4 separate regions of the Mus musculus genome follow, and all the other regions are linked to region 1. Evidence: chromatin loops called from intact Hi-C (ENCODE). Cell type or tissue: gastrocnemius. All regions are shown on one strand.

Region 1 (8,000 bases):
GTGGTTACGAGTGAACATGTCAGGTGACTGTGTCCACCTCACACAATGTCTAATTTGCTTAGTGTCTAACACTTCTTATATCTCCACAATCGAACATATTTTACTTAAAGAACGCCGTGACTCCTTGTTACATCTTAATATTAACAGAGTAACACAAAGCTGACACCTGTGATGTGCGCGTCTTCGCCAGAGGGGACGTGCACGCTTCTTGAAACTGATCTTCATTAATTCCAATCTCTTTGAGGTAACTTTCTAACAGCTTTTCAACCTAAAAGGAAATGAATTAACCTTTATAATGTACATAGGAAAATTCTAATTGTCATTCTGCCTGTTTAGAATGCTCTTTGGAATTACCATTATACAAGACACAGAACTAATAATGTCTTTCACCAATAAATTAACAAGGAGAAGGTTTTTTTTTCTTGAAAAAAAATCACATAAAGTTTAATTTCCTCTGCCAGAATTATGAAGGTGAACATGGTACAACTCCTCTACCCATTGTCTTCTTTTTAAAATATGCAGAGGCTCTTAAAACTCCCAAGACAACTATATATCAGGGAGCACAGCACTGGCCTAGAGGCCCCAGCTTAATAAAAATGTAAAAGCGAAACATCCGCATAGCTACAATAAATCATTACTTACGTCTAAAACAGAAGAGACAGAAAATCATTTAAAAAGATGCTCATGGAAATGACAAGGTTGAGAAAACTGTTAGTACTGTTGTAGGAGGAAGAACTCCTATAATGAAGGCTGCAGGGATGGTGTGGCAAGTAAGAGCACCTGTGCAGGTCCAGAAGACCCAGGTTCGATTCTCAGCACTCACACGGTGGCTCACAACCATCCATAACTTTAGTTACCAGGAACCCAAGCCCCTCTTTTGACTACTGTGAGAACAGGTACATACATAGTGCACATACATGCAAAAAAAAAAACACCCATACACAAAAATAAATAAATCTTAAAAACAATTTCAAAGAATTTTAATTTAAAAAAGCAATTTTTTCACAATCTTAAAATCAATGAAAAGAGCCAGTGTGTTGGCACACACCTTTAGTCCCAGCACTGGGGAGGTAGAGACACATAAATCTCTGTGTGATCTAGGCCAGCCTGGTCTACACAGTGAGTTCCAGGCCAGTCATGACTGCATAATGAAGCCCCATCTCAAACAACAAAAATCAGGGGGAAATACTCACCAGCTCTTTGTATTCTTGATGGATTTCTGTGTAGGTTAATTTGCTTTCTTCTTCATCATCAAAAACTAGATTTATAATAATAAAACAGTGTAAAAGAACAAATCATTTAATTAAGTACAAATATAGAAATCTTATAAATGTCCTTGCAGGCACCTGTTCTCTCTCCCCTTCCACCATGTGGGTTGTGGGTTGACTCAACTCATCAAGTTTACCAACACTCTTGCCCCTAAGCCATCTTCTCAGTGCCTTTATTTTTAACATTTATGTACCTGCACTTGACACTTTATATTTTACTCTTTACTTGTGCACCTTCTATGGTAGACTGTAAACTTTTTAAGGATAGCATATCTATCCCCAGTGTCTGCTCTAAGATAACTCAGTGAATACTGAAAGGTTAATATCACAGAGCTGTCCAAACTAATCGTTAAGCATTCTGAGGCAGAGAACAGCACATTGGCAGCCCCACATCAGTGAGGTATAAAGTTATTCCAAGTGTTCTGACTTCAATTCTTTTTACATTGCATTTGGTCTCTGTGACACTTCTCATGCATTCAATACAAATACTAATTCTTTTCAGTTCTAAAACTACATCATTGTGGTGTGTTTGTAAGCCCTAGCTTTGCTTCTCTGTAAAAATGCACAATCAGCTGTTACTACCGAGATGTAGCCACTCTTGACACCTGTGGATGGATAGAAGGCATACCATACCCCACACAATTTCTATTAAGGATTTAGTCTCAAAAATACATGAAAATCAGTGGGAGACATAATCCCTCTTGCAGGAGGCCAGGCTATCCCCATGATTCATCAACCTTTTAACAGCACTCTAAATTCTACAGGAACACAAGTCAATTGCTTTGCTTTCTGATCCTTCATAAAAGCTGCCTACCAAAACACTTAACTCGTGTTTGAACTTTAACAGTTAGAATAAAATAAAAGGTTCAGTGATCAAACAACATTCTTTCTTTACTAGATTCATAGAATTTTGGGTTTGAGAGAAGTCTTGCAAGACAATTCAGGATAAGAACCCTCTGTTAGCTGAATCTCAAACAAGCTGCATTGCAGTACAGTCACTGTCGAGTGTATGCAGATACTTCAAATGCCTGGGAACCCATTAACTTTTCAAGCAGGCCACCTCATCCTAGAAAAGTGTATAAAAGATTCCCTTCACTGAAATGTGTTCTCTGCAGCTGTGAGTCAGTATTCACTCACCCCAGCTCTATTGCACCGATCTTTACAAAAAGTCTGTCCCCCTAACCTAAGACACAAGTTCAGACGATATATATTGCTACCCTCCAAGTATTGCCTAGGCAAAAAAAAAAAAAAAAAAAAAACCAAGATAAAGGTTGGATAGGACATCGTTTGTGATTGCTTCTCTATGAACAGAGTCCAATTCGTCTTATGAACTCGGATATGAGCGTGATATGAACCGATCAGAAAGCACTGATGCTGGTCCTTCAAAAGAATGCCACATTTGTATATCTCGTTTGTTAGAAAGCTCTTCCTCCCCATCGCCTGCTTTGGTCCTGCCGGAGTAATCGAATGCCCCCCTTTGCAGATAAAATGGCCAGAGTGAATTTGTCATTTCATAGGCTGAGTCCACAGGGCGACATCTCAGGGGTCAGAAGGAACTCGAAGAAAAACGACGTTTTCCCCAAATAACTGAGGAAGATGCTGGTTACCCAAACAGTCCACTTGCGCGGGGTAGAAAGATACGGGGTGAAGTGACAGGCCGAACATGGGATTAAAGTCTAATGTCTTCAGGACAGGCGCTCGGGCAGAGTGGGTGAAAAGTCTTGGTGAGCAATTTCACGTCTGCAAACAAACGAGCCACTCGGGAAGGGATGTACGTAATTCCTTCTACAAAACTGTCCTAGGCCCGGCAGGCAGAGACAGTAATATTTGGCTTGTTCACAGTCTGGTTCTTACCTTCGCATTTCTGCTCCACAAAGTCCAAGATGGGGATAGACCAATCCGGGCCCCGCAGGAACCCAGCGATGCTCTCCACCACCCATTCCACTTCGTCCTCTTCTTCCGCAGCCATCCCGCTCGCACCCGGCGACGCGGACGCCTAGGCCGGATTCCCCCAGCCCTGTCTGGCCTTTCGGCCGCAGGAAGCGACGGAGAATGCGGGCAGCAAGGTCCCCGCAATCGCCGGGCCCCCAGGTTAGACACCACAAACCAGTTAACGTAAAATGGTCGCTATGACAACGTACGCAGCAGCCCGGAAGTGAGGCCTGAGTCCTGAGCTCCTGGAGGGGGGGGGCTGGATTAGGAACGTTTCCTATTGGCTAGAAGAGAACGGGGCAAACGATAGCCCTCCACTCATTGGCCCGTAGTTGCTAGGCTGAGAGCAGACGCGCGGGCATTGGCTACTGCGCTTAGAGACGGCGTTCGCGCTCCCGTGTGCGCGCGGCCCGTCTCAAAATGGCGTGCTGAAGGCGTGGCTTCCCTGAGGACCTCCTCCCACCTCATCCCTAGCGGTCTTCAGACCCCCTGGCCCTTGAAAACAAAATTGAGAGAAATATGCTCTGTGAGGTTTACTGATTGATTCTGCAAGCCGTTTGCTTGCTGTCTAAGGATGGGTCTAAGCTTAGTTAACAACAACTAAAATTAGGACAAGTATAAAATCAGTTAATCTCCATTTAATTAGGCTTTCATAGACAGTATTTAGAAAGTATCAAGGTTGCTCTCTTCCTACTTAAGAGCCAGAGGACTCCCAAGAATCTTATAACTAGATGTGGTGGCCTACACCTTTAATCCCAATACTCCTGATAGCCACAGGCAGACAGACCTGAGAGTCCCAGGCCCACCAAGGCTATATAATGAGAGTGGTGAGGAGCTGGAGGAGCAGACTCTACAACTTCAGTTTCATGAAAGTGGAAGTGGAGGACTCAGTGAGAACCAGAGGTGACTGTGTGTTGGGCCGACAGCACAGTACCAGGTCTGGTTGAGGGCAGGAGCTACATACAGCAAATGTTCATGGAAAGCTCAGGAGGAACTAAAGGGGTATTAGAGGCAGAGGACCCTGAAGATCTCAACGTTTCAGTGGTTCTCAACCTTCCTAATGCTGCAGCCTTTTAATACAGTTTCTCGTATTGTGGTGACACCCAACCATAGAATTATTGCATTGCTACTCCATATTGTAACTTTACAACTGTTGTAAATCTGGTGTGCAGGATTTCTGATCCGTGGCCCACAGGTTGAGAACTATTTCAATATATACTAAAGCTGTTGATAGAGGACCCAGCTCTCAAGTCAGCAATTAGTATGTTAGCTAGTTAATCTTGTCTTCTGTCCAAGAATTTCCTTATGGACGAAAAGGTCATTTCTGTGGGGATTTGTCTTGTCACCTGTCTCATCATTGAAGTCTCTGAGGACCACAAAAGCTGCTGAGCCACAAAAGTCATCAAAGGGGCTCCAGGCCCCTCCTTGCTGCCCAGCCTATGGCTCCTCAGGAGCTGTCCAAAATGGCGGTATCACAACATCTCAGCCTACAGCCATCATAAGAGCCGTAAGAGTGGTCCACAGTGGCACACTGCTTTTCTCACCTCATCGGGAGCTGCCCCTCAGGAGCTGTTCATAATGGCCACACTTTTCATGCCTCAGCCTACAGCTTTCATGAAGCACCACTGCAGAAGCTGTCCACCGTGGCAGCACCTCCTCTCTAGCCCCCCCCACACACACACACACACACACCACACACACCACACACACACACACACACACACACACACACACACACACACAAACAGCCCCACAGAGATGGAGCCTCAGGTAAAGCCAGCTACATCCAGGAAGGACTTCTCACCCTAACCCATGGGCCCGATGAAAGGAAAATGGGGTGAAAAAAAGAGCCACCAATTCCTGAGCCACCCCATATTCAAGACTTGAAATTCCACCAATTCTCACACTGGAAATCTCTGCCATGAGAAGTTCTGCCCTTCAGAAATCCTATATAAGCACTGCCCCCTTTGTCCAGGGCTCCTGGGTGTAGAGGGCAGCCATCCCTGGATTTGTCACTCCATATCCTGAACCTTCCAATAAATCTCTTTCATAAGATTTCCTGCCTGGTGTGACTCACCAGTCTGAAGAATCCAAGAAGAAGGGAAGCAATGAAAAGAAGATTCTAAGAAAAGGAGCTGGGCTGGCTGAGGCTCCTGAGCCCCTCAGCTCACCTGGGGATCCCCTGCTCTGAGAGCTGCAATGTCTCTGATGAGGAGGCTTCCTCGAAAAGCTGTAAGGTTCCATCCACTAGGATGATACCCTTCCACTGGAACACTGTCCCACCTCAGAGCTGTGTGTTTCCTGGGCTTCTGAATCCAAGAACACCCTTCCATCCAAGCAGAAACACTTACAGTAATGCTTTACAATTTTACTGTGTCATGGAGATGTGGAGTCTAAAGAGATCTATCCCAACCAAGCATAAGTTGGTAATAAGGTCACCACCTAGCCTCAGTATTCACGAGGGAAACCATTCATCTTCAGATACTTCAGATACTGAGCACTGAGACCCATGTGCAAGGGTTCCAAAAGTCACCTACTGTGGTCTTATGAGTGAGATTGTCCTCCATAAAGTCAAATGTTTGAATACTTAGTCCCTAGTTCTTGGCACAATTTGAGAGGATTAGAATGTATGATGTTGTTGGAGGGAACATGTCACCAGAGATGGGTTTTGAGAGTTTAAAGAGCCATTTCAAGTCAGTACTGTTTTCTGCTTGCAGTTCAAGATGTGAGCCCTCAGTTTCTGCTTCATCTATCAAGTCTGCTGCTTACCCCATGCTTCTGAAGCATGGCAGACAATTATCCCTCTGGGACTGACTGTACACCAAACAGACCCTTCCTTTTATAAGCTGCATTGACCATAGTATTTCATCACGGCAAAAACAGCTGACACACCTACATATACATTATGCTTACTTTCTGGCAGAAAGTCCATATGACGCAAGAACTGGTAGTCCCACTCTTCATCTCAAAAGGCACCTCAACACTAAGTAGTGCGGCCCTGTTAAATGTTCTATTTCCAGCCTGGGAGATGCCATGGATATTCAGTGTAAGCCATTGGTGTTGAAGGAGGAGGTACAGCAAGCTTAGACAATGTTTCTGTTCAGAATGGAAGAGCACTAGTGCAATGGCTTCATACCTGCCTCTGCTTCCACCTGCTATTCAGCTGCAGTCTTTGCTAGTGATGCCACTAAGTTCAAGGATGCAGACATGGGGCTTGCTGAGAAAGGAAATAGTAACAATATTGGTCCCTTATCTCAGACAAGCAGTTCATTAAGCCCTTGGAAGTTCTAAAATGATAGATGCATTATGATGGCCAACTGAACACTGACAGGAAGGGTCAGCCAACATGCAGTAGTTTTCAAGCAGTCTCCACACACCCTGACTTAAAGTCAAAGGCTGGAGGAAGGAAGTTCTAAGTTTGAGCTATCCTTTCCAGACCTTAGAGGTGTTTAGGGCTTCCAGAGAGGAGAGATGCTAGTGTTATATAAAATTGGAAATATCACAGAAGAGAAGGATTCCAGGATTGCTTCCAGCATATTCACAGTGAATCTAGAGACCAGCTAGATTAGAAGTGGCCAAGGTGGACCAATCATCTGGTCTGTTTCCCATCATCACCATCTCCTGACAGTCAGGCAGGCATCCAATAACCAAATTTTATGTCAAATAATTCCACTCAACTTTTGGATCAGAGTTCATTATGCAATGGGTCTCCATCTTCAAAGATCATTCATTGTTAAGGTACCTGAAGCTGCAAAGTACCCTGAAGCAAGCAATACATACTTACATAAATGGTGCCACTATATGCACAGTTATGAATTTTTTCTCTTAATATATCTTTTGTTTGTTTGTGGTTTTGTCTTTAAGGAAGGGTCTCATATAGTATAAACTGGTCTTGAACTCTGTATACACATATACCTCCTAAGTGCTTGGATTACAAGTGTCTACCACCACACTTGGCTTTTTTTATATAAAAATATAAAACTGAATAGTATTCTAATAATCCAACCTTTATTTTGTAAATGTACACATAGTTGATATACACATGACTGTTAACATGTAGATTTTATTTTACTCACTGTGTGATTTGTGTGTACCACAAATTATTTAACCAATCTTTGCCTGAAATCAACACCTTTGTGTTTGTAAGAATAGTTGGTTTTATTTACAATGCTAGGGTATTGAGCAGACTTGAGAGAGAGTGGGGGGGGTGTAGATAATTGATATGTAGATGAATAGATAAATTAGATTACATTCACTTGACTAGTTAGCCCCCATGCCAAATTAAATTATGAGTGTAGCTTTCATTACAAACACCAGGTGTGGTGATACATACCTTTAATCCCAGCACCTAGGAGGCAGAGGCAGGTAGGTCTTCATGAGCTTGTGGCCAGCCTAGTCTACAGAGCAAGTTCCAGGACAGCCAGAGCTACACAGAGAAAACATTTCTCAAAACAAAACAAAACAAAAATCGTAACAAACATGAAATTTGCTACATGGTATTTTTTTTCTATATTTTTTATTCCGTATTTTCCTCAATTACATTTCCAATGCTATCCCAAAAGTCCCCCACACCCCCCACTCCCCTACCCACCCATTCCCATTTTTTGGCCCTGGCGTTCCCCTGTACTGGGGCATATAAAGTTTGCCTGACCAATGGGCCTCTCTCTCCAGTGATGGCCGACTAGGCCATCTTTTGATACATATGCAGCTAGAGTCAAGAGCTCTGGGGTACTGGTTAGTTCATAATGTTGTTCCACCTATAGGGTTGCAGATCCCTTTAGCTCCTTGGGTACTTTCTCT
Region 2 (8,000 bases), 120 kb before region 1:
TGAGCTCAGGAAGCCAGCTCTTAGTAACTCTGAAGCAAGTGAAGAATCCTCCTCTGAGGAAACAGACTGGGAGAAAAAAGCGGCTCATTATGAAAGAAAAGGATACCAGCCGCCAAGTAAAGTGCTAACTAGTCATTTAAGGAAAAAGCCAAAAGCGGCTGGCGAAGGCCAGTTTGCTAATTGGCCTCAGGGCAATCGGCTACCAGGTGCACTCCCGCCCTATGCGGAGTCCCCGCCCTGCGTAGTGCGTCAGCCCGTAGTGCGTCAGCAATGCGCAGAGAGGCAGTGCGCAGAGAGGCAGTGCGCAGACTCATTCATTCCCCGAGAGGAGCGGGGGAAAATACAGCAGGCATTTCCAGTCTTTGAAGGAGCCGAGGGTGGGCGTGTCCACGCTCCGGTAGAATATGTGCAGATTGGGGAACTTGCCGAGTCGGTCCGTAAATGTGGAATCAGTGCTGGTTTTGCCTTGGTGCAGTTAGACAGGCTTGCCAGCATGGCACTAACTCCTGCCGACTGGCAAATGATTGCAAAAGCCGCTCTCCCTAGTATGGCCAAATATGTGGAATGGCGAGCTCTGTGGCAGGAGGCGGCACAGGCGCAGGCCCGAGCAAACGCTGCTGCTTTAACTCCAGAGCAGAGAGATTGGACTTTTGACTTGTTAACGGGTCAGAGAGCTTATTCTGCTAAACCTGATAAGAGGTATCAATGGAAGGTCTTACCACAGGGGATGTCCAATAGTCCTACAATGTGCCAGCTTTATATACAAAAAGCTCTTTTGCCAGTGAGGGAACAATTCCCCTCTTTAATTTTGCTCCTTTACATGGATGACATCCTCCTGTGCCATAAAGACCTTACCATGCTACAAAAGGCATATCCTTTTCTACTTAAAACTTTAAGTCAGTGGGGTTTACAGATAGCCACAGAAAAGGTCCAAATTTCTGATACAGGACAATTCTTGGGCTCTGTGGTGTCCCCAGATAAGATTGTGCCCCAAAAGGTAGAGATAAGAAGAGATCACCTCCATACCTTAAATGATTTTCAAAAGCTGTTGGGAGATATTAATTGGCTCAGACCTTTTTTAAAGATTCCTTCCGCTGAGTTAAGGCCTTTGTTTAGTATTTTAGAAGGAGATCCTCATATCTCCTCCCCTAGGACTCTTACTCTAGCTGCTAACCAGGCCTTACAAAAAGTGGAAAAAGCCTTACAGAATGCACAATTACAACGTATTGAGGATTCGCAGCCTTTCAGTTTGTGTGTCTTTAAGACAGCACAATTGCCAACTGCAGTTTTGTGGCAAAATGGGCCATTGTTGTGGATCCATCCAAACGTATCCCCAGCTAAAATAATAGATTGGTATCCTGATGCAATTGCACAGCTTGCCCTTAAAGGCCTAAAAGCAGCAATCACCCACTTTGGGCAAAGTCCATATCTTTTAATTGTACCTTATACCGCTGCACAGGTTCAAACCTTGGCAGCCGCATCTAATGATTGGGCAGTTTTAGTTACCTCCTTTTCAGGAAAAATAGATAACCATTATCCAAAACATCCAATCTTACAGTTTGCCCAAAATCAATCTGTTGTGTTTCCACAAATAACAGTAAGAAACCCACTTAAAAATGGGATTGTGGTATATACTGATGGATCAAAAACTGGCATAGGTGCCTATGTGGCTAATGGTAAAGTGGTATCCAAACAATATAATGAAAATTCACCTCAAGTGGTAGAATGTTTAGTGGTCTTAGAAGTTTTAAAAACCTTTTTAAAACCCCTTAATATTGTGTCAGATTCCTATTATGTGGTTAATGCAGTAAATCTTTTAGAAGTGGCTGGAGTGATTAAGCCTTCCAGTAGAGTTGCCAATATTTTTCAGCAGATACAATTAGTTTTGTTATCTAGAAGATCTCCTGTTTATATTACTCATGTTAGAGCCCATTCAGGCCTACCTGGCCCCATGGCTCTGGGAAATGATTTGGCAGATAAGGCCACTAAAGTGGTGGCTGCTGCCCTATCATCCCCGGTAGAGGCTGCAAGAAATTTTCATAACAATTTTCATGTGACGGCTGAAACATTACGCAGTCGTTTCTCCTTGACAAGAAAAGAAGCCCGTGACATTGTTACTCAATGTCAAAGCTGCTGTGAGTTCTTGCCAGTTCCTCATGTGGGAATTAACCCACGCGGTATTCGACCTCTACAGGTCTGGCAAATGGATGTTACACATGTTTCTTCCTTTGGAAAACTTCAATATCTCCATGTGTCCATTGACACATGTTCTGGCATCATGTTTGCTTCTCCGTTAACTGGAGAAAAAGCCTCACATGTGATTCAACATTGTCTTGAGGCATGGAGTGCTTGGGGGAAACCCAGACTCCTTAAGACTGATAATGGACCAGCTTATACGTCTCAAAAATTCCAGCAGTTCTGCCGTCAGATGGACGTAACCCACCTGACTGGACTTCCATACAACCCTCAAGGACAGGGTATTGTTGAGCGTGCGCATCGCACCCTCAAAGCCTATCTTATAAAACAGAAGAGGGGAACTTTTGAGGAGACTGTACCCCGAGCACCAAGAGTGTCGGTGTCTTTGGCACTCTTTACACTCAATTTTTTAAATATTGATGTTCATGGCCATACTGCGGCTGAACGTCATTGTTCAGAGCCAGATAGGCCCAATGAGATGGTTAAATGGAAAAATGTCCTTGATAATAAATGGTATGGCCCGGATCCTATCTTGATAAGATCCAGGGGAGCTATCTGTGTTTTCCCACAGAATGAAAACAACCCATTTTGGATACCAGAAAGACTCACCCGAAAAATCCAGACTGACCAAGGAAATACTAATGTCCCTCGTCTTGGTGATGTCCAGGGCGTCAATAATAAAGAGAGAGCAGCGTTGGGGGATAATGTCGACATTTCCACTCCCAATGACGGTGATGTATAATGCTCAAGTATTCTCCTGCTTTTTTACCACTAACTGGGAACTGGGTTTGGCCTTAATTCAGACAGCCTTGGCTCTGTCTGGACAGGTCCAGATGACTGACACCATTAACACTTTGTCAGCCTCAGTGACTACAGTCATAGATGAACAGGCCTCAGCTAATGTCAAGATACAGGGAGGTCTCATGCTGGTTAATCAACTCATAGATCTTGTCCAGATACAACTAGATGTATTATGACAAATAACTCAGCAGGGATGTGAACAAAAGTTTCCGGGATTGTGTGTTATTTCCATTCAGTATGTTAAATTTACTAGGGCAGCTAATTTGTCAAAAAGTCTTTTTCAGTATATGTTACAGAATTGGATGGCTGAATTTGAACAGACCCTTCGAGGCTTGCCATCATTCAGGTCAACTCCACGCGCTTGGACCTGTCCCTGACCAAAGGATTACCCAATTGGATCTCCTCAGCATTTTCTTTCTTTAAAAAATGGGTGGGATTAATATTATTTGGAGATACACTTTGCTGTGGATTAGTGTTGCTTCTTTGATTGGTCTGTAAGCTTAAGGCCTAAACTAGGAGAGACAAGGTGGTTATTGCCCAGGCGCTTGCAGGACTAGAACATGGAGCTCCCCCTGATATATGGTTATCTATGCTTAGGCAATAGGTCGCTGGCCACTCAGCTCTTATATCCCATGAGGCTAGACTCATTGCACGGGATAGAGTGAGTGTGCTTCAGCAGCCCGAGAGAGTTGCAAGGCTAAGCACTGCAATGGAAAGGCTCTGCGGCATATATGAGCCTATTCTAGGGAGACATGTCATCTTTCATGAAGGTTCAGTGTCCTAGTTCCCTTCCCCCAGGCAAAACGACACGGGAGCAGGTCAGGGTTGCTCTGGGTAAAAGCCTGTAAGCCTAAGAGCTAATCCTGTACATGGCTCCTTTACCTACACACTGGGGATTTGACCTCTATCTCCACTCTCATTAATATGGGTGGCCTATTTGCTCTTATTAAAAGAAAAAGGGGGAGATGTTGGGAGCCGCCCCCACATTCGCCGTTACAAGATGGCGCTGACATCCTGTGTTCTAAGTGGTAAACAAATAATCTGCGCATGTGCCAAGGGTATCTTATGACTACTTGTGCTCTGCCTTCCCCGTGACGTCAACTCGGCCGATGGGCTGCAGCCAATCAAGGAGTGACACGTCCGAGGCGAAGGAGAATGCTCCTTAAGAGGGACGGGGTTTTCGTTTTCTCTCTCTCTTGCTTCTTGCTCTCTTTTCCTGAAGATGTAAGAATAAAGCTTTGCCGCAGAAGATTCTGGTCTGTGGTGTTCTTCCTGGCCGGTCGTGAGAACGCGTCGAATAACATCAATGCTTTTATTTCCTTTTGATTTATGACTCAAAATTACTACTATTCTAATTATTTTAGAGTGACATTAGGAAACATAGACTCCTTCCCATTTTAATATACCTCTCCAAAACTTACAACTGAATGAATGGTAAATTATTCAAGGGGTTCTCAAAAAAAAAAGTTTTTTCTTGTTTTTTGTTTTGTTTTGTTTTGCTTTGCTTTGTTATGTTTGTGTCTAAGTGTGTGCGAGTTTGCATGTGTGTGGATACACCAGTGTGTGCAGGTGACTGGGCGTGTGTGCCTGTGTGCGCGTGCGCGTGTGTGTATATATATATATATATATATATATATGTGTGTGTGTGTGTGTGTGTGTGTGTGTACGTTAAGAATGTGTGGAAGCCAGAGGTTAAAGTACGGTGTCTTGCTTGATAGCGCTCTACTTATTTTTTGAGGTAGGGTCCCTTGCTGAACCTGGAGCCCTCAGGCAAGTCTAACAAGCCAGGATGATTCATGGATTCATTCTCAGCCTCTGAACGTTGGAATTACAGGTGGCCTTCCATAGACACAAACCTAGATCTTTAGGTAAGAACCAAATAATCGTGAGTTGTTCAGTATTTATTTACTGTTACATTTATTAAACACATTGTTCTAAGACTTTCTTTCAAACCGTGATAACACTAGCGCGCGCGCGCACACACACACACACACACACACACACACACACACACACACACGGCGCGGGAAGTATTAAAGGGCTTTCTTTAAATCTATACATTTTTTTTAAGGTAGTACTTATTTTTCACCGATAAGGGTGGGGGAATAAAAGCTGACTGAAAGAAACGCATTCTGGTGGTTTGACTCTGGCAATTACAGAAAGCCTGCAAGGATTGCTTTCCCGGCAGTTTGCAGGCTCCACGGAAACGAAACTGCGTCCGACTCCGCCCACAGGAGTGCTGGCCAATGAGGCGCTGCCCAGGCCTTCCACGCTCTGGGTGTCATGGCGGCCTGCAGGCTGTGCTGCTTGTGCCCGTGCCTCCGACCGCTGGGCTGCGGCCCCCTCGGCCGGCCCGGGCGGAATCGGGCACTCAGCTATTTGCAGATGCGAGCGTTGTGGAGCAGCACCGGATCCAGAGCGGTGACTGTAGACCTGGGACACAGGTGAGAAACGGTGTGAGTTCGCGGTTTTCACGCGGCGTCTGTCTTGTCCATTCAGCCCCAGAAGTCAAATCCCCCCCAGGGTAGGAATCAAGCAGCCTAAGTCTCTTAAGTTCTCTACTCCAAACCTAAGGTCGAGATTTCCTTTTTCCGGATTTAAAGTCTGTCTCCCTTTCCCAAGCTGGCCGCTGCCTTTTGCCTCTTCATCTTCCTCCTAGCCCTGCGGTGAACTTCCTGAGTCCTATTGCCTGTGCCCCAGACATCCTTTCTCTATTTTCCGAGACCTCGAGCTCTGAAGTAGGAAACCCTAGGTAATGCGTTATCGTTCCGTGCCCCAGGTCCACTGATGGCCGGTGTGAGCCGGAGATGAATGCCAGTTATAAGATGCACATAGTCCTGTTAAACCTGTAGTGAAAGTACAGTTACCATCCAACAAAAGGTCAAAAAGGCAAATTTCTCAGTTAACAAGACACACGGCGGGGGTGTATATGTGGATATTTTAAATAATAGGTTTTTTTAAAGCTTTTCCCTAAAGCTCTACTTTTTGTGGCAGGCCGCTGCCCCGTGTCCTCCCTTGGCATCCGATTACTCTTCCCATCACTGTGTTCTGCTTGTTCATTCTATCAATCTTCTTGTTTATGTTCATAGAGTATTTAGGTAGGCATTCACTCACATGGTTTGGCATATAGAAACTTCAGAACTCTTCCATTTATTCCCAAATGCCTACTTCCAAACCCCAGAGGCTAGCTATGCTATGGGTCCACTATGTATTTGGAGGTATTTTATACAATATAATATTGAAAAGTAAATTGTTATGAGACAAAGTAAACAACAACAACAAAACACCATAAACTTAATAGCTTTCTTGGAACAATCAAAATTACATGTAAACACCATAAACTTAATAGCTTTCTTGGAACAATCAAAATTACATGTACTCCCTACCCCCCAAAATCTTTCTGACTTTCTGCATTATTAGAATTCATTGAATAACATACTGTTTCAGTTCTGATATCGCAATTTGTCAGGTCGTTCAAATTTCCTTTGATATAATCTGGTTGTTGACAAACATGCTTTTATTCCACCATCAATTGCTAACTAATACCAACTCTCTGATTGCACATTATACTTTGTACACTAATAATATTTGTGTATTTCTATATATTTCTGTGCATATTAAAGATGCTGCATAGTTCAAAGATTTGAAAGACTTATTAGACTAGAGGCAAAGAGCTAAGACACATACTGAGAGACTACAGCTGGTAGTCCCATTTGGAGAGCAGCTGGAGGCCCATAGGGCCAAGCCAGAGGGTAGAGCTCAGCTAAAGATTGAGGGTCAGAACTGGGTCAAGATGGATGGACATATGAGTCTATTTTGAGTTTTTATTTTTATATGAAGTATGTGACCATCTCAACATCTTTGTTAAGTTTTTAAGCATTCAAAATGTTATTTATCAGAAGATAGTCTTTATTATTTTTAACTTAGCGTACAAAACACTGTTATATATCAGAACATGAAAGTCTTTGTAGTCAATATTCAAAAGTTTGTATTTTTTTCCATAAAGTAATAGAGAAATTTTAAAATTATTTTAATAGGGAAGAGAACAGTTTGTGTGTTGGGTTAATACAGCCAACAAAGCAAGGGACGATAAGAGACTGAGCTGAGTCATAAGATGGGAGTTAATAGTTAGGAATTCCGTTTTCTCCCTACCATACTTCCTTCTCCAGATGCATCTTTTGCCTTGGTTCTCATTGTCTTTAAGCTGCGCTTAAATCTCTTGTGCTTTTGATGGTCACAACTCCTACTTACTCTTTTTTTCTCTGACAATTGGGAGCATTTCATTCTTTTTTTCCCCTCGATTCTCCAATTATTTTTACTTAGCAAAGACTTGTACTGGTATCTTGTATTACATTTTTCCTTTTAAACAGAAAATTAGAAATATCCTCTGGGAAACTGGCAAGATTTGCTGATGGCTGTGCTGTGATACAGGTAGGAAACCAGTTTTTGCTTTAATCATAGTGGCTGGGTATCTTTGTAGCATCATAAGTAATCATTGTGGTATTGGGAACTAGTTCAGACACTACTAAGGGTCTTTTTTTTTTTTTAAAGATTTATTCATTTATGTATGCAAGTACACTGTCACTCTCTTCAGACACATCAGAAGAGGGCATCAGATCCCATTACAGATGGTTGTAAGCCACCATGTGGTTGCTGGGATTTGAACTCAGGACCTCTGGAAGAGCAGTCAGTGCTCTTAACCTCTGAGCCATCTCCTCAACCCCTACTAAGGGTATTTCTAGTGTCAGAACCACACTAAGCCATCAAAGTCAGTGTTGTGTATATTAAATACCCTTAAGTTCTCTTCTAAACTGTGGGCAGTATTGGAGTCTGTTAATAAAATTCATTATGCCTTTCTAGAAAAAGCATTCTCGCTATTTTTTTTCATTGTAATCCTTGGAAATTTTTCTTTATAGTCTAAATTTCTTCTTAAAGAGTAAAAAATATGATTCAGTCCATTGATGTGACTAAGCTGTTAGCCATTTCTTCATGTGAAAACATCA
Region 3 (8,000 bases), 270 kb after region 1:
ACATTTCCTTTAAAATTAATGCTAATAAGGGAGGTAGAGTTGAATAACAAAACAACTTTCCTCGGTGGCACCTGATGTCTGTCACAGGAGTCCATGCACGACAAGATACCATTGTTTGAGATGGTTTTTATAGTCACTTTCTTTTTCTTTAATTCTCCTTAAAAGTATTTATGTTGGACTAACTGATATAAAAAGAAATAAAAACAAAAGGTAATTTTTTAACAAATTGTTACAGTCATTTTAAAATTGTATGTTGGCCAAGTGTTACTTTTTCCCTGGAGAACTGTTTTGGGGCTTCATAGACTTTATCCTAATCATTTTGGTCATTAAGATGTTTGGGTAGAGAGTCAGTTCTGTCAATCCTAAAATAAGTTTAAGTATGTTTACTAAGAGAAAGCTTAAATTATAAAGTAGATACAGTGATAATAACAATGGTAGCTAATAATAAAATAGAACTATAACAATAGTTTGTTGTTTCGGGGGTGGTAGGAAGGGGGTACTACTGGAGATTTTACTCAGGGCCTTAAGCGTGGTACGCTGGCACTTTACTTAGCTGTAGTCCCAGCTCCTTTCTCAGTACTTCTTCTTGTGCTCTATGCATTCTTCTTGTGATGTGAGATAAAATAACTAGGTGATGAACTGAGTGCAGTGATAGAGGAAATATATTAAGCTAGTCGATAGGGGTTGTCTGAACACCAGTGCTGAGACACCACATTCACTGCCACAAGTTTGGTAACCACGGGGACTAAGTGACCAACAGGTAGGTAGAATATATGCTATGGATATGCCAGACAGTCATTCAGTGATAACATCTCCTGCTACTGAAACAGGCATGTCGTTTAAAGCTTATGAATTTTGGAATTTCTCATGTAATAATTTTGGTTCATTTAACCACAGGTTACTGGAACTTCGGGAATTAAAACTCCTAAGAATGTGATAGGCTGCAAAAATTGTTGTCTTTGTGGGGCTGGAGTATTGGTTCGGTGGTTCAGCACTGGCTGCTCTTTCAGAGGAGCCAGGTTCCATCTCCAGCACTGTCCATGCTGCAGTTCATGACTGTCTGTAACCTCTAGCTCCAGGGTAGCTAGTGCCTTCTCCTGGCCTCCATGGGCAATGGACACAGGTTACAGATCTACATGTAGGCAAAACAAAAATAAACCCCAAAAAATTCATTCAGTCTTTTATTTTTACTTAGTAACTCGAGGCATCTTACCATATCATTCTTCTGGAGCCTGTTTTCACTATCAACATGATATCCAAGGTCTACAAATTCTGATTCAGGTCCTTCGTTTTATGTTCATAAGAACTTAGAACTACTTGTTTATGTTAGAGATTGAGTGCAGAGCAGGTAAAACAAGCATGGAACCTCTGGGGCAAAGGCAATCATTAGTTTCATTTTGCCTTTCAGTAACACAAGTTGGTACAAATTAGTTTCTCTACTAGATGAAAAGTATTTCTCAAAGCTTGAACAGGAAAATACAGTTCTTTTAGAAATATCCTAGTTAACTGGAATGGAGATAATGGCAAGAGCAATTTCTATATTCTAGCCTATGTCAGATCCTCAATGAATAAAGAGTTGACTAAATTGTTCCTAGATTTAATACTTCAGCTGCCATAATTGAAAGGAAATTATATTAACATTTTCTAAAGGAATATAACCTAGGGTATTTGGAACAATGTCTCTTTTACATGTTGGAGATTCTGAGAACCTAGTAGGTTCAGTGTGCCTGGAGGATTCTTGAAGAGCCTCTGGTCTTCAGGCTGTGTGGGCATGTGTCAATAAAGGATGGTAGTAGCAGCAGTAGGACTCACCAGCAAGAAGCAATGAAGGCACAAAAGCAACACAGCTCTTTCCTGGAACTTCATCCAAGCTGCTGTCAAAATTCTGCCCACTGTGGAGTCTTCCTCATTTAGTCCTGCCTAGAAATGTCCTCACAGATCTGCTCAGGGGAGTATTTTGTTCTGGATCAAATCAAGTTCCCAACCAGGACTCACCATAACAAAGATGAATAAATTTATCATAAAATAGGATAGTAAGTTAGGGTAGAGGACAAAGGGAACTGCCTCTCTGTCATCTGAACCAGTTCTGATGCTATATTTTGCAGCCGAGTTTTAAGATATAAATTTAATACTTTAGTGGAAACAATTTTCTACTTCTAGTTTTTCTACATTGAATTTAATAAGCCAGTTGTAATGGTACCTGACTGTACCATTACATGCAGACAAAATGCTCATACACATAAATATCTTTAAGGTAAATAATAGTCTCCAAATTAAAGACACAAGAAATAAAAACAGCTGTCAGAATGAGTTTATTATGAATATTAACCAAATTGACTTTTGTTTGACATAGCAGCTGACTATTAGATGTTAGCTGGCCTAGAACTCAGAGATCAGCCTGCTCTGCCTAAAGTGCTAGGCAAATAGCATATGCCACCACACCTGGCTCCCAATCTTTTTTTTTTTTTAAGATTTATTTATTTATTTATTTATTGTATAGGAGTATACTGTAGCTATCTTCAGACACACCAGAAGAGGGCATCAGATCCGTTACAGATGGTTGTGAGCCACCATGTGGTTGCTGGGAATTGAACTCAGGATCTCTGCAAGTGCAGTCAGTGCTCTTAACCGCTGAGCCATCTCTCCAGCCCTCCCAATCATTTTTTAATCAAAGTTTAGAATTATGGGATCATGTCCTGTAGCCTTCACAAATATGAGAAAGTCTTCAGGACTTAACCCCATTGTTGCAGCATTAGTCATTGGGTGAAAGTACACTTTCTCATGTCCACCTTCCAGAAAAGCTGAATCCAAGACAAATTTAACATCTCCATCATCGCAGAAGAGTGACAAAGGTGTGGCACAGCCTTGACCAACTTTCAGTTTTTCTAGCATGGCTGTTTCATCAGCAAACCGAAGATTTCCACTCCCAACTCCTAACTGCTTGCCAAGATCATTTAAATTGATTTGTCTATCATGAAGAACTGTGACTAACCAATAGTTTTTCTTCTTTTTGTCTTTAAGAAATAAGTTCTTACTATGTGCTCCTTTCAGATGTTGAATATGAGGCATCATTTCTTCAATTGTAAACACCTGCAAAATATGCAAAAGAAAAAACACTGTAAATTGCACACATACATATCCACGGTTGTACATATTTTTCATGGTGGATGCTCTGAATTTAACTGGTATTCGTTATAAATGTTTTGATAGGGGTTGGGCCTTTTGGTGCTGAGGATAGGACCCAGAGTGCTATGCTTGCTAGGCAGGCACAATATCTCTGAACTAAAAACCTCAGCCTCCAAATACTTTAAAGGCCTGGTACCTGGAGTACTGGTACTTAGAGCTGAGGCCGAGATCAAGAATTCAAGAGTGCAGCAAAATCCTGGTTGGGGTTCAGGGGGAGCCTTAATCATCACAGTTGCAGACCTCAAGACCTCAGTTTTTGTTGGGCCAGTTTTCTATCCCAGTGGCTAACAAAGCCATCAGGTGCCTGAGACGCTTATAACTTTTGAACTTTGGCGTAAAATTTGATGACAGTCCTTAATATTTATCTCCAGAGTCCCAGACATTCACTACAAGGGCATCGATGAAGAACATAAGACCCCAGGTTAGTACATAAAGAACATTTTTTTAATGTTACAAGTACCAGTACTCCAGGGCCTTAAAGTATTTGGAGGCTGGGAATGTACACAGAATGTGACCTTTGTAAAAATGGGAAATAGTAAATATTAAGACAGGTGTTTTCTATCATAAAATGTGTCGTGCAAGCCTTACCAACCCTCATAATAGTTTCCACAAAAATTGTACATCTCCAGTGTAGGTCATGTTAAAATTAAGGTACGTACTTTTGTTTGTGGCACAAGCGGGAGCGGGCCAAAAGAGGAACTGTAGTTTTAAACAGCTCTCAGTGTGAGTGCTGAAATAAATTCGTGTCATCTGCAAGAGAAGTACGTGCTCTTAACCGCGAAAACAATTCTCCAGACTCAGGGGTTATATACTTTTTGTAATTATTTGGGAAATGATCCTTGCCGTGCTGCAGTGGTAACGACTGTCCAAAGAAGTAAAAAACCAAGCCACCTCAATGGCCTGCTGTGCCTTTGGTACCAGATACAGCCTAGGCGATTCTATAGGGTTGCCACTTATGTAGTGCCTTGTTCCTTAGTTATCTACATAACGTATCAGCTATCCAACCGGCTTTTAAGTCACGTCAGTCATCCCAGGACAAGTTTCCTCACGGTTGCCGCAGTTTTAAATAAACTTATAAGCCTCTGCTTGGACCCAATAAACACTCGCCCGAAGACCCTCTGCCTTCCTGGGGCCGCAGTCTCACCTCGGGATGCTCCACGACCTCCGTGCGAATGGCGAGGGCGCCGAGCCTCTGTTCTAACTCAGCCCGCAGCTCCGAGCCTGCCATTTTCCCCTCTACGTGGGCAGGCTTACCGGAAGTGCCACGGCTTCGGGGGCGTGGTGATGGCTGCTTGCTCCGCCCTGGCATGGCTCTGTGGCCTGACCCATCTTTGGGCCGCCGAGAGCGCTTAGCCACACCCCCAACCACCTGAGCCTCCAGTGCCGGGGTCGGAAAGCTCCGGGTTCCATTGCTCGGCCGCGGCAATGTGGCTTCATGCCTCAACAACTGTAGCTTGTGACTTCCGTCTTTCCGTTCTTTTAAATTTTATGTGTTATGGGCGTTAGTTACCGGCTTGCATGGTTGTGCACCACGTGTGAGCAGTGCCTGAGGAGGCTGAAAGAAGGTGTTCAATTTACTAGAACTGGAGTGATGGTGAGTCATGTAGGTGCTAGGAACCGAACTCGGTCCTCTGGAAGACCAGCCATCACTCCCGCATATTATGATATTAGAAAACGGTACTGCGGGTGTGGTGGCGCACTCCTTTAACCCAGCACTTGGGAGGCAGAGGCAGGCGGATTTCTGAGTTCGAGGCCAGCCTGGTCTACAGAGTGAGTTCCAGGACAGCAAGGGCTATACAGAGAAACCCTGTCTCGAAAAAAAAGAAAAAAGAAAAGAAAGGAAGAAAACAGTACTGCGACGAATTACAGTGGTCGTTATGATACTTATGGCCTGGAATTTGCAACCATGGTGGGACCACTTACTTTGAATAAGGTTCAAATTCCACATTAGTATTTCACTTAAACTTTGAAATTAAGGCTCACATGCAACATGAAACACTGATACACTCAGAGATGTTTAATATAAATTAATTGTATTTATTTGGGAGTGAAGATCTGAAAAAGAACCCCTCTTAAGACACAGATGGTATGCTTTTTCTCTCCCTCGGTGACACAAATAGAGCCAGATTAGAACATATTACATGTAGATAAAGGCAGGTTTACTAGGAGGCAGCTTTTGGGCGGGCTCATCAATCTCACATGTGGAAGTCAGTGAAGTCACTCATCTGGTCTTAAGAGGGTTTCACAGAGTTTTGGCAAGGAATGATGCCGTGCTAGCTAGGAGCTGGGATAGTGTCCATACATGGTCAAAAACTGAGCCCCTAAGCAGACACTCTTGGGTGAGTTACCATAAACACACCACATTAGCCAGGAGCTTTCTCTGCCTGTGCAGTAGAAGAAGGAGGGCAGACTGGAAAACAGGGATTTGTTCCAGCCTATGATTTACTCAGTATTGGAAGAAACTACAAAAGAGTAAGTCAGAGTTGTGTTTACAGTTTCACTCTGAACTCAGGATTTCAAAATTTTAAAACTTTTTAGTTTAACCTTTTTTTAAAAATGATTTATTGCCCGGCGGTGGTGGCGTATGCCTTTAATCCCAGCACTTGGGAGGCAGAGGCAGGTGGATTTCTGAGTTCAAGGCCAGCCTGGTCTACAAAGTGAGTTCCAGGACAGCCAGAGCTACACAGAGAAACCCTGTCTCGAAAACAAACAAACATTTTTTTATGTGCATTGGTTTTCTGCCTGCATGTCTGTGCAAGGGTTCCAGATCCTCTGGAACTGGAGTTACAGACACTTGTGAACTGCCCTGTGGGTGCTGGGAATTGAACCCAGGTCCTCTAGAAGAAAATCCAGTGCTCTTAACCACTGAGCCATCTCTCCAGCCCCCTTAACCTTTTTGTTGTTGTTGTTGTTGTTTAATCTTTTTGCCTGTGTGTGTTTGTACCACCTTTGGAGACCAAAAGAGGGTAGGATCCCCTAGAACTGGAATTAAATATGGTCATGAACTACTACCATATGGGTGCAAACCCAGGTCCTCTGGAAGATCAAACAGTGCTCTTAAACATAGAGCCATCTCTCCAGCCCCTTTAAAATCTCTTTTATTTTAAACTCTTTTTTTTTTTTTTTTTGGATATTTTCTTTATTTACATTTCAAATGTTATCCCCTTTCCCGGTTCCCCCACCCACCTCCTATCCTATCCCCCACCCCCTGCTTCTATAAGGGTGTTGCCCCACCCACTCCCACCTCCCCACCCTGGCATTCCCCTATACTAGGGCATCGAGCCTTCACAGGACCAAGGGCCTCTCCCATTGATGCCCAACAAGGCCATCCTCTGCTACATGTGCAGCTGGAGCCATGGGTCCCTCCATGTGTACTCTGGTTGGTGGTCTAGAATCAGCACTGTGATTTTCTTTCTATTCTTTTTTATTGTTTCAGCAATGAATGGTCTTGTGGGCCACAGACTGGTATCTAGCTCATCTTGAACACTGCCACCATCGTGACCACAGGAGCCCTCCCTATTTCTGCATTCATTTTTTCATTGTTTTGAATGTCAACGTGTTCATTAAACAATTGAAGCCTCATACAGAGACAATTTTGTATCCTGTTTTTTTTTAACTGATGAACATTTTCCTATTGCTAACCTATTTCCTACTTTAATAAATATTTTATGTAGCTGGATAATAATCATTTGTTTATTGGTTGCAGAGAATGGAACCAGTAGTCTCAAGCATTTTACCAACTGAGTTCCCCACCCTCAATCACAATTTTTAGCCACTTCCATATTGGAATACCAATCTTCATATTCTAAATAGTTTATGAAAATAACTACTCTAAATTTATCAGCAATGAGTAAATTAACCTAGTGCCCACCAACACTTCTCTCTGTATGTGTGTGAAGGCAACTTGTGGGAATCTGTTCTTCCTTTTAACTGATGAGGTTCCAGAATCAAGCTCAGAGCACAAGGCTTGACTGCAAGTGCCTTTACCCACTGAGCCATCTTGCTTACCCAAACTTTAATTACATTCTTGACAGGATTTTTAGGAGACAACTTTTGGTCAAATGCATATTGTTTAATATGGATTTTCTGGGTGTGTGTGGGTGTGTTTGAAAAAATTAACAAAGGCTTAACATTTTGGTTTGGTTTGAGGACGGCATTTTGTTTTGGTTTGGTTTGAGACAGTGTTTCACTATAGCCCAAACGGGCCTGGAACTCCCAGAGATCTGTGTAATTCAGCCCCCAAGCGCTGGGACTAAAGATACGTGTCCACCATGCCTACCGCTTTAATGGTCTTTGAGCTGTTCATTTTTCTAGTTAGCAAATACCATGACAGTTTTCTCATGATTATTATTCCCCTCCTCCCATTTTGAGCTAATTTTGTTCATATTTTTGGTTCATATTAGACCAATGGTTCTCAGCCTTCCTAATGCTGCAACACTTAATACAGTTCCTCATGTTGTAGTGACCTCCAACCATAAAATTAATTTCATCGCCGGGCGGAGGTGGCACACGTCTTTAATCCCAGCACTCGGGAGGCAGAGGCAGGTGGATTTCTGAGTTTGAGGCCAGCCTGGTCTACAGAGTGAGTTCCAGGACAGCCAGGGCTATACAGAGAAACCCTGTCTCGAAAAACCAAAAACATAAAAAATTAAAATAATAAATTAATTAATTTCAGGCTGGTGAGATGGCTCAGTGGTTAAGAGCAATGACTGCTCTTCCAAAGGCCCTGAGTTCAAATCCCAGCAACCACATGGTGGCTCACAACCATCCGTAACCAAATCTGATGCTGTTTTCTGGAGTGTCTGAAGACAGCT
Region 4 (8,000 bases), 280 kb after region 1:
CCTTTTATGATCTTAACTACAAACATTAATTCTCAGATCACATATTATACATTGCCTAGTAAATACATCTGTATGTATATATACATAGGTTACTGTCTGCTGTTCTGTGTACAGTTTGATTGGGACAATCAAAGAAAGAGGATCACTCAAGGATGAGTTAAGGCCTTGCTGGCAGCAAGGAGATCCATCCTCTGTGCTGTTGACTGAATCTTGAACAGCTGGGCAAAGGCATGTTTATTATCTGTTGAACAAAGTTGGTTTAGCAGTAAGACAAGTTTTTATACCAAAGCCCATGTGTTGCAGGTTATCTGATCACACTATGATCCCCAAGAGTGTATACTGCAAAAACCTGTTTCTGGTTGTGGTGTGGCTCAGTCATAACACACACCTTTAACTCAAGAGTTTTCTTTTTATTGTAAGCAAGATTAAATGAAGTCAACATTAGGTCAAGAGGCAGCACAAGCAACTGAATCTTGGCAGGAATGAACATAGGAAGAAAAAAAAAACATAAGAGAGTCAGAGTAAATCAGGAGGATAGAGGATGGATAGAGAGACCTACAAGAAGTAGTAAGAGTGGGTTGGAGAGATGGCTCAGTGGTTAAGAGCACTGACTGCTCTTCCATAGGTCCTGAGTTCAATTCCCAGCAACCACATGGTGGCTCACAACCATCTGTAATGGGATCTGATGCCTTCTTCTGGTGTGTGTGAAGGCAGCTACAGTGTACTCACATACATAAGCTAAATAATTCTTTAAGAAAAAAAAAAAAAAGAAGAAGAAGAAGAAGTAGAAAGAGGCCGGCAGTATCTTGAGTGGCAGACCAGTATTGCAGAGACACAGGGTAAGAAACTGATACTTTGTTTTGTTTATTTTTGTTTTTGTTCTTTTGAGACAAGGTCTTTTTTTTTATTTTTTTATTAGGTATTTTCCTCGTTTACATTTTCAATGCTATCCCAAAGGTCCCCCATACACACACCCCCAATCCCCTACCCACCCACTCCCCCTTTTTGGCCCTGGCGTTCCCCTGTACTGGGGCATATAAAGTTTGCAAGTCCAATGGGCCTCTCTTTGCAGTGAAGGCCGACTAGGCCATCTTTTGATAAATATGCCGCTAAAGACAAGAGCTCCCGGGTACTGGTTAGTTCATATTGTTGTTCCACCTATAGGGTTGCAGATCCCTTTAGCTCCTTGGGTAATTTCTCTAGCTCCTCCATTGGGGGGCGTGTGACCCATCCAATAGCTGACTGTGATCATCCACTTCTGTGTTTGCTAGGCCCCGGCATAGCCTCACAAGAGACAGCTATATCTGGGTCCTTTCAGCAAAATCTTGCTAGTGTATGCAATGGTGTCAGCATTTGGAAGCTGATTATGGGATGGATCCCTGCATATGGCAATCACTAGATGATCCATCCTTTTGTCACAGCTCCAAATTTTGTCTCTGTAACTCCTTCTATGGGTGTTTTGAGACAAGGTCTTAATATGTAGTCCTAGATGCACGCAGATCTGCATGCCCAAGTGCTGGGATTAAAGGTGTTTACCACCATGTCTGGCTCAATACATACTTTCTTACAAAAGTATACTTTATACATTCTTTGAAAGTAATTACTGAGCCGGACAGTGGTGGCGCATGCCTTTAATCCCAGCACTTGGGAAGCAGAGGCAGGCAGATTTCTGAGTTCAAGGCCAGCCTGGTCTACAGAGTGAGTTCCAGGAGAGCCAGCTACACAGAGAAACCCTGACTCAGAAAAAACAAAAATAAATAAATTAATTAAAAAAGAAGAAGTAGAAAGAGGGGACATTCAGTTAGAAGGGTGTTTAAGACAGTGTGGAGAAGAACTGGCTTTTTCCTTCTGAGATGTCAGTTGAGGAAGAAGGCCTTCTGAGTTCTTTCTCTGCCTTTCTGAGCTAATATAGGCTTTTACCCCAGCATCTGGATTCTGAGTCTTCATTTGGTAAAAGTGAACGATTAGGATTTTGTTTTAACACCCCTTATCTAATCTATATGTTTTCTGAAGGAAAACATCATCCCTCCTGCAAATGTAGTCCTTATTATACACTGTTACCAGTACCCAATAAATTGGCTCCAGGTTTGCCAGGACTAGCTTGTAACCAAAGTCATTCAAAGGCAGAAAAACAACTCCACAGATAAAACAATCATTGTTTTTGTTATGGTCTGACTTCCCCCAACCACTCCCAGCATAGCTGTAGTCATTTTGTTCCATGCTCACAAACTATTTTATATTGAGGCTGTAATATGCCTGCCAGTTATTGACATAGAAAAATAATTTGACTCAGAACAGGATCATGCTGACTGCATCTGTTAGGTTATGTTCTGAGGTTTATTAATCTTAAGAAATTCCACAAAATTTCATGTAGGATCCATGAGGTTAAAGGTCAATATGAACTGTTATGTCTAAAATATCTTGAGTCTGAGTTGCCCAGTAGTCAGCATTTCCTGCACCTGTGTATGAACTCGTTGTGGTTTTTTTCCTTTATAAGTTAATAGGAAAGGATATCCATTGTCATAGTTGAGATAATTCTGAGCTGTCTCTGGTCTGACCAGTATTAGGATGTGCATTCAATAAACTATTCCTGCTTATTATTCCTATGGTTTGTGTGGCGATTCCTGAACCCAAACAGTTTTCTACAATGATTTCTTCAAGGTCCAAGTACTTCTAGAAAACAACTATTCCTTCTGATGTTTGCCCAGAGATACAGTGATTCTATTAGAACTACACTACAGGCTACAGAATGGCTACAGACGTTGAAAGGGTTAAAGCCGAGTTAAGGACTTTCAAAGAGGCCTGAGAAGCAGAAGCTGAAAACTAACAGAAAAAGTGTCTGAGGAAAAGACAATGCACCCAGGCCGGAGGTCGGATGGAATGATGATGACAGAGTTTGAACTGCAAAAAAGGCCATGTGGTTGAGGTTGTAGAGGTAAAGGGAATGTCCAGGTGCAAGCAAATGAACAGGTGGTTGGATGTAAATTTTAGTAGGCCACACATTATTTTAGCTGGTTTCTCAATGCTTGCCAAAGCAAGTGAGAGCAAAGAACTGCTTACAGAAAGTGAACTTCAATACATGTTTATGAACTTGGGTCATTTTCAAGTGTGGGCTTAATGGAGATTCAGATAAAAAAGGTTTTCAGGAGTCTCTATAGTCATTAATACTGACTGAATCTTTGTGATGGAAAGGGGTAAGGGTAATGAGATGGCTACGTGAATAAAGGAGCTTATTTCAAGCCTGAGTTCCTGAATTCAGTGTGTGTATACAAATAAAAAAGACAAAAATTTTTTAAAGAAAATGAGTGGACTGAGGGACCTGAGTTTAGGGTAGACAATGAGAGATAATGGTAAAGCGTGCTTTGGGATAAGAAACTTTTCTATGCTATTCCCTTAATCTGTGGTAGTGCTAGGTGTAAACGAGTTACCCTCAAGAGATGATGATGGCTGTGGCCAAAGAGGAGACCGGAAAAACTCCAAAGTGAAGAAAAACAACCAAAATCATAACGAAAAACGTTTACTTGACTCGTACTCTCAACAAGTCACTGAAACCTTCCCACGATCTTATGAAGTCCGTACCGTGATTCCATACAACAGATAAAGTCGAGGCACAGAGTTGACAACACACCTCTAAGTTCACACTGTGAACGGGCTGGGCCAGCAGCCGGAGAACCCTAGCTCCACTACCTACCCTGCCCACCCCGTTAGAGCTTTCTAGGGCCACCTTGCGCCGCTTCCTTCCAGCTAGATACACGCAAGTTTGAAGTACGTGTTCTTCCTGGAGAAGGGAGGGAACTGCAGAGCACCCGGTCCCCACTGCAGGCCAGCAGCCGAAGCTGCAGGTTACAGGACCAGCCATAGCCGGCCTCCACCAGCCACAGACAACCCAGAATTCCATGGGGAAGCTGCTTCCGGCGGTACCGGAAGCACGACGGGGACCTCACGGAAGGGACGGACTGAATGACCCACAATTCTCCTGGGTCCGGAGGGCGACCTCGCCTGGGAGTTGAGTGAGTGGGGTCTCTGCGCTAGGGTGGTCGCGAGTGCCAGTGTCACTTGCCGCGGCTTCGGAGTCCACGAGCGCTCAGGTGCGCTCCCCAGAGGCCCGCGTGGCAGCGGCGGTGTTTGATTTTTCACAACGATTTTTTTTTTCCTTTCCAAATCCTCTTACTGGTCTATTCAGACATTTCCGTTAATGCAGCTACGCTTTTGCAGCATTCGCACGCCCTCTCCGCTATGGGAATTGTCAGCCTGAGTTCTCGGTTGCCGCTAACCTTATGGAAGTAGTAATGACCCCTTCTTGAGTCCACTGTCCTCTGTAAAGTGAGAGGCGTTGGGATATTTAACAACCAAGATTTCTTCCCAGGTTTGAGATTTGGGTTATTATTCTGATGTGTCTGATTTCTCGATTATATATCTCTGTGTTGGTTTGTCTCATAGAGTCTCGTTTCATTGTTCTGTGCCCTTGTCAAATCTGCTTCACAGCTCATTTAAAAATGATTTAAGTAAGATGGGCATAGTAGTGCACATCTTTAATCCCAGCGCTTGGGAGGCAGAGGCAGGTGGATCTATAAGTTCGAGTCCCTCTTGGTCTACATAGTGAGTTCCAGGACAGCCAAGGCTACATAGTGAGACCCTGTCTTAAAAAAAAAAAAAAAAAAAAAAAAAAAGGTTTAAGGAATCCTATGCTTTCTGAGCACTTCCTTTTACTCCCTTGCATGATTAAAGCAATGCATTCTCTCTTTCTTCTCTGTCTCCCTGCCCCTTCACTCCATCTCCTTCCTCCTCCTCCTCTTTCTTCTCTTATCTTTTGCATTTTCTTTTGAAAGGTGGTTTCCCTGATATACCTAGCCTGGCCTTGAGCTCCCTATGTAGCTAAGACTGAAGACTGGCTTTGAACTTGGCATCCTCCAGCCTTTGCCTAGAGTTGCCTGTGCCAGCAGGCCTGGCTTGAATTTCTAAATCTTAGTTCATTTACTTGGAATGAAGTCAGAATTTCTTTTGATCCTTTCCTTCTTGAATGAGTCTTTTAAGGTAAAATACTAACTATTAAACACCCACAAAGCCTCAGAATTATCTATAAATGAGGGAGATGGTGGCTTGTGAATGTTTGTAACATTCATGTTGTGAATCTTCAGAGAAAGTAAGTCATCAGTGAGAAACAATACATTTATCATCTCATTTTTTTCTTTGTAACCTTGTTATAGAAAGGCTACAAAGAAACACTTCTTTCTTTTTTCAGAACTCAGGAAAATGAGACTCATAGGACAAGAGTGACTGGTCTGTAAGAGGTGTCAAGTCAAGGCCTTTTGTTACTGCATCAGGTCCTTTCTCTACTACTTTACTGTGTCACTTTCAGCTCTAGATTTTTTTCCTTTTATTGGTATTTTTTTCTGTGTCTGTATGGTGTGTGTTATGTGTATATATGGGCAAATCATGTACAAGGCATGGGCTACAGGGAGAGGTTTGAGAACAGTTTTGGGGAGTTGAACCTTTCCTTCCATCTTCTCATGGATTCTGGAGATTGAACCCAGGTTGTCAAGCTTAAAAACACTTTTTCCTGCTGAGCCTTCTCCTAGACTGTGTGGTGTATTTTCATTTTTTTATTTGTTTGTTTGTTTGTTTTTGAAACAAGGTCCATGAAGCTTAGGTTGGCCCCAAACTTACTATGTAACCAAAGTTGGCCTTGTACTTCTGACCTTCATTCCTCCACTTCCCAGATGGTAGGATTACAGTCACCTATACCATACTTGGCTGTCGTTTATTTCCTTTAAAAACAAATCAGCTAGGTGGTAGTGGCACACTTATAATGCCAGCATTCAGAAGGCAGAAGCAGGCAAATCTCTGAGTTTGAGGCCTGCTTGGTTCTAGAACTGATAGAACTACACAGAGAAACCCTGTCTGAAAGAAAGAAAGAAAGAAAGAAAGAAAGAAAGAAAGAAACCAAAAACACTGCTGGGAAGGCCTGGTGACATGGGTCTCATGGCAGAACCTAGGAGGTGGAAGCAAAGGCATCATGAGCTCCGGGCCAGTGTAGCAACACAGTGAAGTCATGTCTCACCGCAAGCTGTTGAGCCTATTCCTCTGTCAGTACCATAAATACATGTGAGGAGGATGCATTGGCATGTCCCATTGAAGCTTTAGCTTTATTGCTAATGCTGTGACCCTCTAATACAATTCCTTATGTTGTGATGGTGCCTAACCATAAAGTTATTTTGTTGCTATTTCATAAGTATAATTTTGCTACTGTTATGAGTTGTAAAACATAAATATTTGATATTCAGGATATTTGCTATGCAACCCCCAAAAGGGTTGTGACCCACAGGTTGACATCAGCTGCCCTATATGATTAAGGTAGGACTGGAGAGATGGCTTAGCGGTTAAGAGCACTGACTGCTCTTCCAGAGATCCTGAGTTCAATTTCTAGCAACCACATGGTGACTCACAACCATCTGTAGTGGGATCCGATGCCCTCTTCTGGTGTGTCTGAAGACAGCAAGAGTACTCATGTAAAATAAACAAGTAAATAAATTTTAAAAAATGATTAAGGTAAATTCAGTGCAATACTCCATAATTTTCATTCTTTTTAACATTCAAGAATAATGCTTAGTGTTATAAAACAACAATGTATCCTCTAATGAAATTTTTTAAAACACAATGTAGGGGGATAAAGAGTACTGGCTGCTCTTCCAGGAGACCCACACGGTGGCTAGCAGCTGTCTGTAACTCCAGTCGAGGGTCTGATACTTCTTTTGGCTTTTAGGAGCATTCCACCCACATGATACACAGACATGTACAAGCAAACACCCATAAACACAAAATAAAAATCAATCTTAAAAAGCAGTGCAACTTCACTCATATAAACAAATATTAAGTATAGAGGAAAGGCTGAAAATGAACATTAAAATAAGAGTGTGTGTGTTTGTGTGTGTGTGTGTTTATGTTCATGCGTACTAGGAATCAAACCCAGATTTGTGTGCCTGCTAGACAAGTATTCTGATTCACAAGCCCCTGAAAAATAATAATAAAAAATAGCCATTTATTGTTTTTAGATAGTGTCTTATGTTGCCAAAGTAGGCCACAAACTGTTTAAATGACCTTGAACTTCTGATGCTCCTGCTGCCATGTGTATGCTAGGATTACATGTGTGCCATATTCAGGCAGTATTGTGCATGCAAGGCAAATGCTCTGGCAAGTGGGTTAAGTTCTTGCCCCACTTGTTTCTTGTGGCCTATCAGCCTTTTTATAGTAACAACAAGAGCATAGTAATAGCTATTGTCAGAATAGCACTTGGTATAACATCTCGTCTCTGACTAGACCATGAGTTCTTTCAGGACAAAAACCCAGCTTTATTTGTGTGATCTATCTGCATGTAGTAAATATTCAATTGATATTCATTAATTTGATGTAAATATTAACCAGAAATTTATTTTTAAATTGTTTTTTTCTAGGAGAAATATGAACCAGAAGCTACTGAAGTTGGAAAACTTGCTACGATTTCATACTATTTGTAGGCAGGTGCACAGCCCAAGTCAAAGAAGACTCTTAGCATGGTGTAGACATGGGTTTGCACCGGCTTCCTCAGTGTGGAGAGATCTGCTGGGTGCCCGGTCCTGGCAGACAGACATGCTCATTGGTTCAGCTTTGCATCAGCACAGACTTCTTGTAACAAAGAAGGTTGTTGCAGATTTATAGCTCCTACATTCCTTAATCTGAAGTCCAAGTTTATAGAACTATGTAGAGAAAACTTCTTTGAGTATTTTGTCCTTTACAGAATACTGTGTAAGCCTGTGATCTACACATATCTGTGTGAGAACAGGAAGTTTTGTGGTTATTGTTTTCTAGTTGAAAAACTTACAAGAGAGTTTGCTGATAGGAATAGCTATAATCGTGGTACATATTACAAAATGACCTAATTTGTTTCCTAAATTGTTCTTACTTCAACCAGGAGTTGAGACTCACACCTTTAGTCCCAGCGCTGGGGAGGTAGAAGCAGGCAA

The links. A loop is a pair of places that touch in the nucleus more often than their neighbours do. Peaks named below come from ENCODE experiments on the same cell type or tissue, not always from the same donor. Only the 100,000 strongest peaks of a DNase experiment are listed, where the experiment ranks them.
Region 2: a loop joins it to region 1, with 4 times the contacts of the local background. A loop is called at or near these places in 2 of 42 quality-filtered maps.
Region 3: a loop joins it to region 1, with 2.2 times the contacts of the local background. A loop is called at or near these places in 4 of 42 quality-filtered maps.
Region 4: it touches region 1 in a loop (2.5-fold over the local background); 5 of 42 quality-filtered maps call a loop at or near these places.

Annotation. Positions count from the first base shown.
Region 1 is chr11:29,243,893-29,251,892 of GRCm38, forward strand. Cfap36 (cilia and flagella associated protein 36) reads right to left here and starts at 3,380. Exons shown (of 10, transcript NM_025740.3): 1 at 3,123-3,380; 2 at 1,194-1,258; 3 at 167-268. The coding sequence starts at 3,237. In gastrocnemius, a CTCF peak has its summit at 3,676; DNase peaks (open chromatin) are centred at 2,813 and 3,525; H3K4me3 peaks cover 1,751 bases; H3K27ac peaks cover 1,053 bases.
Region 2 is chr11:29,125,478-29,133,477 of GRCm38, forward strand. It overlaps Pnpt1 (polyribonucleotide nucleotidyltransferase 1), which reads left to right and starts at 5,267. Exons shown (of 28, transcript NM_027869.2): 1 at 5,267-5,441; 2 at 7,368-7,428. The coding sequence starts at 5,281. In gastrocnemius, no CTCF peak of the experiment used is centred here; DNase peaks (open chromatin) are centred at 4,674, 5,249 and 5,964; H3K4me3 peaks cover 1,816 bases; H3K27ac peaks cover 1,184 bases.
Region 3 is chr11:29,510,587-29,518,586 of GRCm38, forward strand. It overlaps Prorsd1 (prolyl-tRNA synthetase domain containing 1), which reads right to left and starts at 4,447. Exons shown (of 2, transcript NM_026465.3): 1 at 4,331-4,447; 2 at 1,171-3,090. The coding sequence starts at 4,414. The coding sequence ends at 2,665. It also overlaps a transcript of Ccdc88a not described here. In gastrocnemius, no CTCF peak of the experiment used is centred here; a DNase peak (open chromatin) is centred at 4,492; H3K4me3 peaks cover 1,834 bases; H3K27ac peaks cover 1,286 bases.
Region 4 is chr11:29,522,478-29,530,477 of GRCm38, forward strand. Mtif2 (mitochondrial translational initiation factor 2) reads left to right here and starts at 3,920. Exons shown (of 14, transcript NM_133767.3): 1 at 3,920-4,366; 2 at 7,452-7,677. The coding sequence starts at 7,459. In gastrocnemius, no CTCF peak of the experiment used is centred here; a DNase peak (open chromatin) is centred at 3,937; H3K4me3 peaks cover 2,303 bases; H3K27ac peaks cover 1,607 bases.